2 separate regions of the Mus musculus genome follow, and region 2 is linked to region 1. A link is a loop called in an ENCODE intact Hi-C map of the cell type or tissue named here. Cell type or tissue: heart. All regions are shown on one strand.

Region 1 (8,000 bases):
TGAGAGCCTCAGTTTACCTCCTTACTTGGCTCATTATTTAGTTTCCATTCTCCATCAGGACCTGGGGCTGTAAGGATTTCTGAGTGTTGAGGGGTTGCATTCCAGGAAACAGATGGTGAAGCAGTAGCAGGTTCAGCGGGGGAGAGATAAGAAAGGGGGCTGGTTTTACTTACAGCATGTTTTACAAGAGGGGCTGCTTGAGGTTGTCATCACAGGAGAATTCTGGTTATCTACTGAAACATTCCTGGGTCACGTTAATAAAGCTCTAAGCATTCATCAAAACTCTGTTCTTCTGTTTGACTTTAAAAAACTTTTTTTTTTGGTAAAGATTTGGTCTTACTATGTAGCCCTGGCAGTCTTACTACTCCCGAGGTACTCAGGCTGGTCTTAAACTCACAATAGTCTTCCTGCCTCCACCTCCTGAGTGCTGGAATTATAGGAATCCATTACCATACCCTGATTAGTGAGTGTCTATTCTTAAGCTTTAGGGGCTGGGGGTGATGGGCAGTAGTAGAATACTTGTCTAGCAAGTAGAAAGTTCCAGGCTGGGTTCTCAGGACTGGAGAAATGGAAACTCTCACTAAACTTTAGTAAGCAAGCATAAGGATTTCCTGACAAGCTTGTAAAGCACACACATTCCTATGGGTCACTCTAAGAGTCCCTGACGTAGAACTTGTGGGGTGTAGTTCTGGAGAAAGGTAGGGCTCCCACGCACGCTGAATTTTTCTGCCCATGAGTCTTTCTATTGGATACAGTCTTGGGAGTCATCTCGCAAGATCTTTCCTCCCCGAACCACAACTCTAGGTAAATTATAACCTTTATTTTCAAATCGACCATTTCTTTATGAAAATATTTGCTGTCATTAAAACTTTGAGTGTGTTTCCTACAATCTCGTTTGCACCATTAATTCTTCTAGTAAATTATATCTATAAAACACGGACATAAAAGTTAATGCAGCCTGGACAAGTTCGAATTGCTACAAATTGCCATAAGCACTGAGGAAATGTGAACTAATGAGATTTCTGTGGATGCTGGCTTCTTGCTTTTTTTTTTTTTTTCTAATATTCTGTGATGGTAAGGAGTTAAGACATACATTCAAATATTGAACTCTTAGCTATTTTCGGAGGCTAATGTAAAGGCTATTTTTGTACTAGTTAAGAAAGGAAATTAGAGTCGGTAACCAATTTATGTAACCTTTGCCCTAATGGATGAAGTTTGCAGGATATAGCAGGTATAGACTGGAATCTACCAGATAATCGTGCCAGTGTATCTATTTGTACATTTAGACACTCTCCTGTGCTGGGGCAATCTAATAGAGAAACTCTGCTCTGTGATTCTAGGTATCTGAAGATTTGAATAATAACAGTCACACACACACACTCACACACACACACACACACACACACACACACACACACAATATAACAATAATCAAGCTCTTTCTATTTGCTAAATATTTTATGTTCCTTAATTCAAAGTGTCTCTTCAATAGATTTACAGGTAGATACCATTGTCAAACCCACTTATAGATGACAAACTTAAAGTTGAGAGAAGGTTAAGTAGCTTGTCACACAGCTAAAGACTGACACAGTTCGACTCCACAGCCCAGCATCCTAAGCAATGCCTGCCCCAGAGAAAGATAGGGCTCATGCATACACACACACACTGATACTGGTCTTTTAACCAGTAGTTCCATTGCACTGGGTATCAACAAGCTAGCTAAAACTCCCAGGTTGAAAAGATCATGTTGAGAAGCAGTGCATAGAAAATACTTATCCAAATAATTTTCTTTAGGAAAATTCTAAGTATTTTCAATACATCCTTACAAACATAGGTTTTTTGACCTGATTGCACAGAATTACTCAGCCCCATTGGGATCTGGTAGCCAGAGCTAGGTTCACATCCCATTGAGGGGGAGCAGCCACTTGGGGGGACGATCTCTATACCAGAAGGAGGTCAGAGGTAAAAGAGTGCTAGAGACTCCCTCGGATAACCTGAATTGGCATTCAGAAAATAATCAATGTTCTCATTTTATTTGAAAAAAATCAGGAATGGTAAAGGAAAGAAGCACTGAGAACCAGTCATTGTTTTAAAAAAAAGGTGTGTGTGTGTGTGTGTGTGTGTGTGTGTGTGTGTGTGTGTACTCTGACAATCTGGGTTGCATGGATAATACCTTTATGGTCAAGTCCTATGAGCAAAGCCATCCAACCCCATGAACAAAGCCAGCCAAGGGTGACAAGCAAAGACTCATGCCACCTATCAGTTCTCCATGGGCGTGGCCCTTGTTTCCACTCAAGAGAATCACCTCATTCTTCTGTGGAGATACAGCCCAAAAGCATTTCAAGGCAGGCAGTGGTCAGCACAGAGAAGAAACAAAGGAGCATCATAGATCCTTGGAAGAGAGCCCGTCTTGCCATGGCAACAACATGCCTCCCTGAAGCCTGCCTGTGGTCCAAATGGTTCAGCTTACTTCCATGGTGGTTTTCAGGGATGGAGGAATTGGTCCAGTGGGTAAAGAGCTTGTTCTGCAAGCATGAAGGCCTGAGTTTAGATGTCCAGAACCCACACAAAAGCCAGGCACCATGGCAATGGGGTACAACCTTCACTGCTGGGAGTGACAGAAATATGAGGACCCCTGGGGTTCACTGGCTAGATAACACAGCAGAATCAGTGAGCTCCAGGTTCAAAGAAAGACTATTTCTTAGAGAAACAATTAAGATATCCTATGCTGACCTCTGCATGCATGCACTACCCACACATAAACACACCCTGAAGACACACACACACACACACACACACATACACACACACACACATAGTGCACCCCCTACATCCCTGCCGTCTCCTTCCCCCCAACCCCAACACACAGCACATTGTAGACCACAATGAGCCATCACTCCAAGGTATATCTCCTTACTTGAACTCCTGCCCAAGAGGGAACAGGAAAAGAATTTGGGGAAGAGAAACAGATACCTAGCATGTACTAAAAGATGGGGATGCCATATATTTTGAACTTCTCCTGATGAGTAGCATCTCGGCTGGACTTGGGGAAGAACAAGGGGAAGCAGGGTGGCAATGGAATAGTGTAAGGAGAGTCAGACCGGGGCTGAGGTGGATACAAAGAAAGAACTTTGGACCATGAGAGAAGCTTCACAGAAGAGGCAGGTGCAGAAGGCAATGGCAGACACCCACAAAGCCACCGCTACGTTGACACCCCCAGTTCCCCTCACTTCCTACTCCATCGGAAGCACTGATTTCATATCTCTTGGAGGCACAGTATGTGAAGCAAGGATGTGTGAGAGGAGGGTTGTTTTGCATCTCCCAATAATAGCGTTTCCATTCGGTACCTAAATAAACAATCTATTTTAGTGTCTCCCCTTTGATATCTCGAATGTTCCCTCCTGTTATTTCTGGCAGCTCTCAGTCCTGTGATGTGATTAGAGGGGACGATCACACTTACATAACAGGCATAACAGCGTCAAATTAATTTGCCTCCGAGAACAACGGGCGGGCGGGCGGGCGGGAGGCAGTCACTGGTGCTCTCTGATGGGTCCCCGCCCCCACCGCCTCTCCTTGATTTAAGTGACTTCAGGGGATTAGAGTGAAGTCGGTCAGTAGAGCGATGCTGGGGAAACAGCCCTAACATCCAGTCTGACCTTGTAAACTGAAAAGAGGCGCACAATAAATAAGCAAGGTTCTGTCTCCATGCCTGGTGCAGGAGGCACGGTGAGTCACCACCGACCGAGCAAACACACTTCCTGCATCCAAAGAAAGAAACTTCGAGAAACTTCCGTCTATTTTCTGAAGCTATGTCCAGCTGACCGAGGGTGGTCTAAGGTGTTTGAGATCTGGATTTATGATTTTTTTTTTTTTGCTTTTCTTTATGGCCCCTTATAAAAATGAAACATTTAAAGGCTGCCTTGGCTTTTTACTCTAGAAGCCTCGGCCATAAAAGCAGAGGCAAGTATTGTTTCCGGTTTTCTAAACTATGTGACAGCAGCTCTGAAAAATGCAGTCCAGGAGCCTGCCAAAGGCCAGAGGTTTACAAAGGAGGGTGATGGTGATGTGGGGGTTCGGTGGGGGAGAAGGGAGATGTATTAGTCCTGTGTTAGTTAGCTCTATACCACCCTTAACCATTTTAGTTCTCTGGGTCTGGGCTTTCTTATCCAGGAAAGTAGATATGACATTTCCTTTTTCATTTCTCTTTAAACAATTGGTTTTCACTCATCCTTTTGTCTAGTTTATCCATTCAGCCAACAGATAATTATTGAACACAAATCTGTCAGAGCTGGGTTTATCAGCTGAGGTGGTCTTGGCCCCAAGTGCTCAGGTCCCAGTTGGGGGTAAATATGAAAATAGTCACCTTGCTTTGCCAGGAGGGCTGGGAATAAACCCTGACCCCGCCACTCTTCATCTGTTATTGCTATTAAGTCTCACAATCGGGGATGGAAAGACTGCTCTGTGGCTAAAGTGCTTGCTTTGCAAATATGAAGACCTGAGCTTAGATCCCCAGTACCCAAATAAAAAGCTCTGTGTGGTCCTGACTGCTCTATCAGCCAAGTGCTGGGAAATCCTCCACACTTCTTGGCCAGTGAATCTATCCTGGTGAGTTCTAGGGAAATGAGAGGCCCCATCTCAAAGGAAGGGCATGGTGCACCTGAGTGTGACACTTGAGGGCATCCTCTGCTCCCTCCATACACTCCTAAAAATATTGAATCTCATAACTGCAGTGAAAGCAGAGATTTCAACCACCGCTAGTTTACAGCCAGGGAAACTAAGCCCAGAGCCATTGTATAACTCTGTGTCAATTCATGTTTGTGAATGACAAGACTAGAATTCAAAGCCATTGTTCATGGCCCCGTATTCATTCTCCACTATAAGAAGAGATGTTACAATAAGTACTACCAGCCATGACTAGAGTTGAATCATCACACCAATGAAAAGTATTATTGTTTGTTAACCATCTCATTGATTAAGCTGGCTGATATCCCCCTTGGCAATGGCTTCTTGGCAAAGGCAAATAGCAGATTTCTGAAATGACAGGAACTCTACAGACAGCAGTGGATCGCGGGATCAGCGAGGGGAGGCTCTAGGACCCCAAGGATGCCTAAGCCTCTCATAGAAGACTCTCTGGACTACTTCTAATGCCCACTACGTGTGAATGTTAAGTAGATGTTAGACTATATTGTTTAAGCAACAAATAGAAGAAGCAAAGGTTGGTATGTGTTCAGGACACACACAACACTTGACCAAATATTTTCAATCTGTGGTTGGTTGAATCTGTGGGCCCAAAAATGTCACTTTATAGAGGGACAACTGTATTTTAAGACTTAAGAAGTGTGTGTGTGTGTGTGTGTGTGTGTGTGTCTCACACACGTAGGTGTGTGTTTATGTTTGTAGGCGTGGGTGTGCCTGTGCCACAGAACACACAGAGAAGTCAGTCCTGACAGTCCGTGTTGTTGGAGGCAGATCTCTGTCTCCCTGTTACATAAGCCAGGTTAGCTGGCCTGAGACACACTGCCTGAGTGCTGTGACTACAGATGACTTTACATGGGGTCTGGGGATCTGAGTTCTGCTCCCTTTTATCCACTGAGATATTTTCCAGCCTGTTATTTGAAGATTTTCATCACCAAGTTTCAGAACTCTCCCTACCTCTCATGTCCCCTATTGCAATCTTTGTCACAAAAATATTAATATGAGAAAATATAGTGCTACTCATATCTAATTTAGCCTCTAGGGATTTTCACAGAAGTGTTTACCAATAGTGGTCAGATGTTCTTATATTTTGCTGATTAGAAATAAAATTAAGTGAGGAAAAAAATATCACATTTTTATTTTACCCAAAACACAAGGTTTCCTTGCCCAGTTCTGAAAGCAGATTGGTCTAGTTTTGTTAATGATAGAGAATTAAATACTGGCTCAAAGTTTAATATTTGTTTGATTTCTAAGCTAAGCATGCTACTGGATGTCATTTAAAACTGTTTTATAAATTGTCATTACTTGCATAATTAAAGTAAATCAAATCATGTGCATCACTTGTTAGATGGAACTCATTCAAAATTTATTATTATAATCCATGAATGTTAGTAAACATTGTATTCAATTAATTTTGTAATGAAACTTTTAATATAGACTTATCTTAAATGGCATATATTTAAGAAAACATTAAATTACTTCACTTTCCTTGCAAATGCAAAATGATCCGATGATTAAAAATCTCCATAAAAATGAGTATAAGATGAGCTCACAAATTTAAAAATGGTTGAGAGAGCCTGCTGGAGGCTCTAAGCTTCTGTCTCTGCCTTCATCTTGGCCCTATGCTCTTCTTGAAGACAGATGCACCTGTCAGCCCCGCTGACTGTCCTTCCTCCTTTCTGGATTTTCAGTCTTTCCTGTCCTCATTTGTCCTCTCCCAAGTCTTCACACCTCCTCGGGGCTCCGAGTTCTGCGTAGCTGACTAGTCAGTCCTAAATACTATCAAGAAGTCTTTATCTTAGCACGTGCACGCGCTCTCTCTCTCTCTCTCTCTCTCTCTCGCACGCGCGCACATACACACACACACACACACACACACACACACACAGACACACACACACACACACACACGGAGGCCAGAGCTCAACCTTGCTGTCCTTTCTAAGGAGCTGTCCGCCTTGCCTTTTGAAGCAGCGTCTCCTTGGCCAGGAATTCACTAAGGACTCCAGGCTGGCTGGCATGAGAGTCTCGGGGACTCATCAGTGTTGGGATTCTAAGGGAGTCCTACCATGTCAGGTATTTTTATATTGGTTCTGGGAACTGAACTCAGGGCCTCATACTTGAAAAGCAAACACTTAAGTACTGACTGAGTCATCTCTCCAGCCCCAGCCCCATCTTTTGCTTAAGCTGTTATTTTACACAGTGAACTTGATGAAAAGACGAGGTCTTAGCTATTTTCTCTTCTGTGAGACTTTGTCCTACCTTCTTCTGCCTAGAAAGCTACAAAGCTGGCTGAGTCCTGTCATGCAGATCCCCCACTCCTCCAAGCACTGACCAAAACCTGCTGAGGTGCCCACCCAACCCCTCTCTGCCACATCCCCTTCCTGTGATGTATTTATTGCCAGCTAACTTTTTCTTGGTGCTCCAAAGGAGAGAGCATTGCCTGTTTCCTGAGGTGACTCCAGGGTATAAACCGGTGCCTGACACTCAGAGTGTCCTGAGCATGAAAGCGTAAACGTTTGCCCTGAGCCTTTCTGCCTCTTCTCCTTTCCTCCCCCCGCCCCCCTCCCCCCCCCAGTGCAAGTTATCGCTGCTACTCTTGGAACTCCAGTGCCATTTCTATGGGGATGTCTAATGTCACTCAGATAGACATCTCTTGCCACCCGAGCACTCTTTTCAAGGGAACCTAGTCCTTATGTGCACGGCCCTTCAGGCAGGGTCTGTTAAGTTGACAGAGATGTCACTCCACAGGCTGCACTTTGTTCCTCTGAACCACGCACCAGTGACTTCCCAAATTTATCTGCAGCACCAGAGTCTTCTGACATCTTTTTCAAATCACCTTCCAGATGCTTCCACTTGGTCACCTCTGCTGCCTAACATAGTCCTAGGACACAGCGGATGCCCAATAAATGCTCTGTGTGACGAGAGGCTGTGTGTTCAGTGCTCGAGCCCCTCTGACAGTCTCCCCGTGCCTGCCAGGTACAAAAGCAGGACTTACCTATTCTATGCCTCTCGTCTTTCAGCGGTACAGTGGCCATTTGCCAGGTTGTGAGCACAGTAACCCGTTTGTGACACATTCTGTGTTTTGGTCAACAGCTTCACAATTTCACCCTAGAGTTCCTGAGAACTGTTGGGCGGGTGCCATGAGCCCCAGTGAGTTATTTACACCTCGGGTGTCATCTGAGGACATCTTGTTCATTCATCTCAACTTGTTTCAGGCCTTTAGACTCCTCTGTTCTCAAGAACAATTAGGGGGAGGGGAGGAGTTTTCCTTTTCATCTCTATGGCAGCAGAGAGGGCAAAGG
Region 2 (8,000 bases), 240 kb after region 1:
GGGCGGGGCAGAGAATAGGGAAATGAAGAAGAATAATGACTTGAAAGTGTCTTTTTTTTTTCTTCCTGGTTCTTTGCTTTCCTTTCTACAGATGCTCAGCTGAGGCAGTGCAGCTGGCTCCATGACAAACGTGGGGAAATCAGCCAATTTGAGCTGGTTGTTAGCAGTCCAGGGACAGAGGCATAGGGACGTGTGTGTGTGTGTGTGTGTGTGTGTGTGTGTGTGTGTGTGTGTGTGTTGGGGAGGGGGGGTGATGGTAATGTGTGCTGCTTCCAGCATGGGAGTTGAGTTTGCTTGGTTTGTCGGGGGACTATATAGAGTATCCTGGTGAGAATCTTGCCAAGCCCTCTCTGTCTTTTGACCCTGCTATGATAGAAGGGACCTTTGAGAAGGGACCTTCTTCTGTGGCTGTCTCCTCCTTCTTCATCCTCCCACTGACAAGCCTCTTTCCTTTGACTGCTGGGGCTTTCTTCCCCCACTGGGTCAGAAGTCTATGGTACAGGGACCCCGCTCCTCAGTGTCAGCATCCCAGGTCTCATGGTCCAGTTCAAGTCCTCCTAGATGGCCTGGGTGTGGACTTCTTCTCACATACTTTGGAGCTTCCCCACAAGACAAAGAAGCCTGCTGGGTAAGTTGTAACATCGAAGAACATGCCACAACTATCGACTGACACAGAATCCTGTCCCCAAAGTGAGGAAGAGTGTACTTCTGGCCATTCACTCTAAGGAAAGCAATCAATATTCTGCGTCAAGTTCAAAGTGAAGAGCCATCTCCCTACTTACTACATTTTGCCCTTTTCAACATTTGATAATGAAATAAAGAGAACCAATATGAGGCAGGGAGCTATCAAAGGGAGCCCTCTGCAGGGGAGAGCACCTAGAGGGTTGAAGCATTCTGTCTCTTGCTTAATTTAGCGCTCATACAGATGTAGACAGTTGTCTACATTCATTGCAAACTCATTGCACTGCACACTTAATATCTCATCGGTGTATTTATTTGGATGTTAATTATACCTGCACAAAGGTCTGAGGATTTAAGGGCTTAGATTTCAGCAACACTGAAGTCTTCAGCAGACTAGTCCTACGGGCAGCTACTTTGAAAACACACAGGAGACACACACCTTCTGTTGCTGTATCAGATGCCTTATAGAAAAGATACTTTCAAATAATTCAAAAGTAATTCGAAACTATCCACAAATGAGCTTTTTAGGAGCTGACAAAATACAGGGTACATTCAAAAGGGTTTTATGGGAGAGAAGGAAGCAATACAACTAATTATTAGATTACAGTTCTTGCATGTGCTCATGTGGTGTGTGTGCAGGTATACAGTGTAGATGGGGGCCAGAGGACAATCTCTAGTGTTATTCCACTAGATACTGCCTGCCTCGTTTATTTCTGAGACAAGTTATCTTCTTAGCCTGGAACTTACCAAGTAGTCTAGGCTGGCCGGCCACTAAGGCCTAACAATCTGTCCCTGGCTCCCAATGCTAGGATTACAAGGACATCCCATGAGCTGCTTTTATTATAGGTGCAGGAATTGAACTCATCCTCAGGCCAATTAATTTTTCTTCTAATGTAAAAGTAAGCTGATTGTGTGAAGCAGTTGTCCTCAGTGATCTTGATTTAAAGTGTTAGTTGGGTACCCAGAAGAGAAGGCAACATGTTGGTATTTTTGACTACACTTACTTATGTGATGTGAGCTCATTTGTTTGAAATAGAAAGAGAGTGATAGAAATTTGGAAGTGAACAGGCATTGAATTATGGGGTCTACTCCTGAGGGTGGGAATCAACTTTGTTGTTCCTCGGGTTCCATGTCTCTTGTTTTTTGAGAAAGGGTCTCTCATTGGCTTAGAGTTTGCTAGCTAGGTTAGACTGGCTGTGTAGTAAGTCCAGGAGACCCATCCATCTCTCTCTGTACAGCACTGGGATTATAACACACACTACTATGCATTATATCTTATAGACCTTATATATCAATGTGGGTCTTTGTGGTTTTGAGAAGAAAGCCCTTTATTGGTTCAACAGTTAATAACTGTGCTTCCTTCTCTGTCAGAGGACCCAGGTTCAGTTTCCAGAACCACAGTGTAGCTCACAACCTTCCGTGACTCCAGTTCCAAGGATCCTATACCCCTTCTGATGTCTGCAGGCTTGTGCAAATACTTACTTTGCATGTGAATACACTCAAACACATCTATACACATAAGAGTGAAATAAATATTTTCTTAATGATGTTCAGAAAAGGAAAGTAGTTTATTGACAGCCATCTAGTGTTTCAATATGCCAGGCATGAGTCTTTAAGGTCTCCCTCCACCCCCACTCTGTGTGTGTGTGAGTGTGTGTGTGTGAGTGTGTGTGTGTGTGTGAGTGTGTGTGTGTGTGAGTGTGTGTGTGTGTGTGTGTGTGAGTGTGTGTCTGTCTGTATGTATGTTTTATTTATTTAAATGGCATCATCTACTAAAAATATTAAAGCAAATATGACAGTTATAACTTTTACCAGCTTCTAGAAAGCAATACCTTTATTAAGATTAAAATCATCTCCAAAAAAGATATTTTTCCAAGAGTCATTGCTATTCAAATAAATATGTATTTAAAAACAAGATAATCCAGTGCTAGACTTGAGCACTGAATGTTTATCTTCTTAAAATACACTTATAGATAAATTCTGCATAATAGTTTGCATTTAAAAGGACCAGATTCATAGTTCCTATTATCTCAGCCTTCCATCCCTGGAATGGAAGACACTGAGGGACATTTTTATTAGCACAAATTCACACTCCCTACCAATGAAGCTTAATGTTTGCTTCATTGGACAAATTACCCTCTCCTCGATAACTTTGAGAAATGCCAGAGAAAAGGAAGAAGGAGCAACAATACCACGGATACCACTTTGCCTGCTTAATTAAAGATCATATTCTTGACCTTCCATGGAAAGAATGAGGAGTGATGTGTGTGTGTGTGTGTGTGTGTGTGTGTGTGTGTGTGTGTGTGTGTGTCAGCATGCATGTGTGCAGATGCTGGTGCAATGGTTTGGTCCTCAACAGCCACACCAATGATGGGAGATTCCCTTCTTATGTATAGAATTAAGGAGATCTGCTGGGTGCTGCTCCGCTGGTCTCTCAGCATCTTATAGGAGAGGTTAGACCTAGAAGTTGGTTGGCTTGGCCTTGGGGGTTTCTACTAGGCCAAGTTCCCTCGTGTGCATTCCTCCAGCACATGAGGCCAAGGTGCTTCAGTGCCTTTGGTAGACCCTACACATCTCCCTGAGCTTGTTCCCATCTGCACAGAGCCTCTGTTCATACTGGAGAACCCTGGACACACTAGGAGAGATGAGCATGACAAAGCTCAGCTCTTCCCTTCAGTGAGAGAAACAGGATGATGAGAAAGCACAGTGGGTAGCCCAGAGAAAGAAGGGCCAGTTTGGAGCTCTTACGGTCCCCAGTCTATGGGGAGGACAATTCTTGGATGGGCTGTGGGTAGTAAGCCTGGGCTGATTTCAGGGGGACTGGGGGACTCCAAATGTGATAACCAGCCACACTGGATTCTGCTATAGTTATTTACAGTCTCCTGGAGCTAGACGAAAGATTCAAAGTCACCATGTGGTGGCTACCAAGAAGATGCTTTCTTAAGCAGTAGAATTCTCTTTCAAATTAAATCTTCTATGGACCCCTGGAATGAAAAATAATTTACATTGAGAAATGGCTGCTGAGCAATTAAAACCCCTCACTGTTTGATGGAAAAAAATTATTCTCACAGCATACAGGGCTCCACTAGAACACTCTGTGAGGGCTCCCAGAGAGTGTGTGTGAAGACCGGGTTCTCAAATAAATGGGGAGCACACTGCCACTGAGGCATATTCCCCCAAAGGCAGCTCACACATTTAGAATTTCTGTCCTCCCCCCCCCCACCTGAGTGCCACCCCCTCATAGTTTGCATGCATGAATGGTAGCCCTTCTCTGAGGCTCAGGGACTTACATGCGCACACCGTAGAGGGAGGTGTTCACCACAGTGGAAGCTAAAAACTAGGCTGTACGTATGCTCTTTCTTTCTTCCCCCACATATATGCTGGAACTTGAGCCAGCCAGGTCCCTTCTGCAGTCTCAAGACTTCCTGCCCATCTGTCTGTGAGGGCCGAGGGCTAGTTTGTGCATGTGGGCAAGAAGGGAAGGGGAGTCTTACATTACTGGCAAAAGTGGGGGACAGGGAATGGGTACGGGAAGGTCCTGCTTCCTTCCAGCTTCAACGTAGCCCCCTTCAAAGTACAGAGGACAACACAACCTGGCTATTCCAAGTAAAGCAGTAAACAGAGGTAAATTCTAACCAGACTTTGTGTGTTAAAAGGAAGCGAAAGCAGCTGAATTATGTACAAAAACTTACCCTGCCCCCGGAAGGCATCAAAATAGAACTTCCTGGAGCCTGCTAGAAAGACAGAGGCGTCCTGCACACAGAGCTTCTGTGAGCCTGCCAGAGAGATGTCCTGCATGCCAACTGCAACTCTTTAGAGAGGATCAACAGCTGGAAAGGCAAACTTTTTTTTTTTTGAATGTTAACATTTTACAGTTCAAATCACTTAACAGATGTAAAATTATGGGTTATACTTAGCATTAGTTTTTTTCCCCCCAGAAATTATTAACTAAAGAAGATCTTTCTGGAAAACACATCTGATGGTTAGAATTTCTTGATGATGATGACAAGAACACGCTCCTTTTACTAAATGGGAATGTTTGTTTTACCCAATCTCACTTTCACCAGCGTACCCCATAGCTGATACAGGTTTACATAAGGTTAACTGGGCGTTTTGAGGCATTAACCATACACATTTCGAAGCCTAGGCATTAAGTTGTCTTAGGTGACTAGTCAAGAAATGTTAATGAGACACTAAGGCAGGGATTGATATCATACCCAAGAGAATATTCCTGAAGGGAAACAGTCAGGGTAAGACAAGGCCGATGACATCAAAGAAAGTTCCAGATCTCAGCTCAAAGGTGATGATGTGGGGGTAAGTGGGGCAGATGATGTCAGCAAACTCTCTGAGCGGGTCAAAGTTGAGGGCGAAATGGATAAGGAATCGATAACTGGCTGACTGATGACAAATCTGGTGGGGGAGAGTTGGGTAAAGAGCGGCTGTTCAGAAGGCAGAGAAGGAAAGGCAAAGGGCACGTGATACTGTTGCTAAATACATCTCCAAACTCTTATGAGAGGTTTGGGAACATGAGATGGGAGAGAAGAGAGTCATGTGGACCTCTGGCAGCCAGGGACGCAGGAGGTCTGGAGAGATACGCACCATATAAACCTCTCACTTCTTTAACCTCCGTTTCCTCAGCATTAGTTTGAAGTTTGTTCCAGGTGGCTTCTGAGCTTAAGATAATTATTTGAAGGAACAACATCAACATCAAAAAACCCAAACCAAAACAAGACCTTCTCCAGTGGAGAGACTTAAAGTATTCCATACAGACAAAAAAGCCTTATCCAGTGCATTCTAGAAGCTTCACCCAGCACCTGACTCTGGTTTGCCTGACTACCAAGTGAGATCCCTTTGTCTATCAATGCTGGGTTAAAGATGATCAATGCCCAGACATCATGTAAATCAAGGAAGAAAACAATGCTTTGGAAACTGAGTACTGAGCCAAGGGAAGGGGACAACTATGTTCTAGAAAAATCTTAATAAGTCAACTCGGAGTCCAGCTTCCCTTTTAGAAACAGCATGCCAATAACGATCCACTTCATGGCTGTGTACGTCTTGGGCTGCAAGAGGCTGACAAAGCATTTGGGTCTTACATATTACAGTCAAAAGAAGGAAGTCGCCATTGTGCTACACTGGCTAGCTTGCCACGGAGTTAACTCTTTCAGTGCAGAGGCGTCCTGTTAGCTTCTCCCCCAGGGGAGGGAAATAGGTACCTGTCTATGTGTTAACAGATCAGCCTCTTTGAAGGCACAGTTCTCAAAAATAGACTTACTGTATCCCACCACCAAGGACAGCTCATGTTTTCTCTTTGCTTGAAGTGCTGGCCCTAACTGTCAGCTCTCATGTCCCTTGGGATGCAGAGTCAGAATGTGAGACTTGGAACATCAGAGCCAAAAAGCCACCTCTGAGCGGTTCAGAGGCAAGGTGGGAAGGGGTAGGGGAGAGAAAAAACAACAGCAAAAAAAAAAAAAAAAAACCCCACAAACCAAACCAGCATCCCACTGTGATGTCAGCCATATTTCTTCCACATGGCAAGTTTCATTTTGTTTAATTTAACAATAAACTCATTATATTAACTCAATTCAATAGAAGCAGCAGGGGGATTTCTCCTAATTTAATCCTGGGTTTGGAGGAGCCTTGCTCTGTGCTCAAACAATGCAATCCAGAGATTAAAGGGCTTGTAGCATATTGAAGGAAGGGAATACAGTGGTGTCTCCCAAGGCAGCCTACTGGGGAATTAGGGACCCATCGGCCCACGGCTCACTTTATCCAGAGCATCTTCCAGCTGGAGATCTAATCTTCTGCAAGCAAGTCATTCCCAGCAGCCTCCCAATGTCACCAAACTGGCTTTCTGTAAGTCACTTGAAAACACAAGGATGTAACTGGCTAACAATCTTATCCATCATCATGACAGGCTATAATATGTGCACCCCTCCCCTTCCCTGAAAACAAAAAGGGTGTTTCTGGTTATTAGCCACTTTAAGAAAATGTCTCCACCTTTTAGACTAATTCTTGAGGGGCAGCGGAGGCTGTAAGAACTGGCTAATCTCTTTGAGATCTAGGAATTCCAAATCCAAACACCACACACACACACACACACACACACACTGGCTAGAGACTAGACAATGCTTTTTGTACCCAGCTGGCAAGAAGAACAAACAAACTCATTAATTAGGGTCCCGCTGGTGCTGTATTGAGGATCTATGAATACAGGCTTCCTCTAGGACTGCAGCTGGGAGAGGCAGACTTCTGAAACTCAGAGACATCCTCGATTCATATCTGCCTCCTCTAAACACTTGCCGGGGGTGTGGCGACCGTGTGGTCTTATGTGTGTCCATGAAGGGCAGACAAATATTTATCTAACTGACCAGTCACCTTTTCAAGTTCCTGGTCTTTCTGAATCTCTGTCTCCTTTGTCTCTGTCTCTGTCTCTCTCTCCAAAATCTTTTCCCTTCATTAAAAAATAAATTTAGGATAAAGACAATTGGTAGGAGGAAGACAATGTCACACATTAAGGATCACAGACTAAAGAGATCTCAAGCAAGACGGATATTCAACTCATTACAAAGAGAGAAAAATCCTCTTTGACCTCTGGGTTGGCAAAGGAGATGTTCTTCACTCCCTGGGACACATCTGATTTCATTACTAATAGAATTTACTTCTTGTCCTAGAAGTATATAATGGAAGGGGGAGACAGAAACACAGTGGAAGACACAAAAAGACAGAAAGACAGACAGAGACATAGACACAGAGAGACAAAACAGAGTAAAAGACCACATATCTACCATACAAATAATAGAAAAAGAGTGTCTTATTAGAGTCCTTAAGCTTAAAACAGAGCCTTATCTGTCCCCTCTAAAAATAATCCTGTGACCTTTTGCATTCTCTAGGCCATATGTATTTTGGCAACGTCTAAAGTCCCAAGGCACATCAGACAGAGTGAGGGCTCAGGGTTGTCTGGTCCAGGTCTCTGGAGCTAAGAAGTACACCTGTCAGAGAAGCAGCAGGCAGATTCAAAGCGAAGAGTCCACGGGGACCTGGATGGAGGGCACGCCGCGCCCCACTGTCTCTTTCAGTTGCTGATTAAATCTCCTAGCATGCCTTAGGAAAGCTGAACTGGGAACATGAGGCCTTCTACCACAGAGCGACATGGATACAGACATCGGACTGAGTAAATAATACCGGTGACCGAGAAAGGAAAATAGCGGTGTGCACCACACTGCTAGTTTTGTTTAATCTAAAGAAATAAAGAGTATCAAGCATCATTTACAATCAAAGAAATGCAAACTAAGGGGCCTTATACTCTTTAAAACGTATCC

What was found. Hi-C counts contacts between places; a loop is a spot of excess contacts. Peaks named below come from ENCODE experiments on the same cell type or tissue, not always from the same donor. Only the 100,000 strongest peaks of a DNase experiment are listed, where the experiment ranks them.
Region 2: a loop joins it to region 1, with 2.6 times the contacts of the local background. A loop is called at or near these places in 2 of 42 quality-filtered maps.

Annotation. Positions count from the first base shown.
Region 1 is chr9:69,121,198-69,129,197 of GRCm38, reverse strand. The region is part of intron 1 of Rora (RAR-related orphan receptor alpha); the gene reads right to left. Among named protein-coding and RNA genes, the nearest start is that of Gm46153, 180 kb to the left of the region's middle. In heart, no CTCF peak of the experiment used is centred here; DNase peaks (open chromatin) are centred at 2,407, 3,617 and 4,017; H3K4me3 peaks cover 722 bases; H3K27ac peaks cover 495 bases; H3K27me3 peaks cover 4,749 bases.
Region 2 is chr9:68,880,987-68,888,986 of GRCm38, reverse strand. All of the region lies in intron 1 of Rora (RAR-related orphan receptor alpha), which reads right to left. Gm31262 (a long non-coding RNA gene) reads right to left here. Exons shown (of 2, transcript XR_379583.4): 1 at 1-8,000. Among named protein-coding and RNA genes, the nearest start is that of Gm31262, 62 kb to the right of the region's middle. In heart, a CTCF peak has its summit at 852 (motif pointing left); DNase peaks (open chromatin) are centred at 126, 4,126, 4,406, 5,776 and 1 weaker place.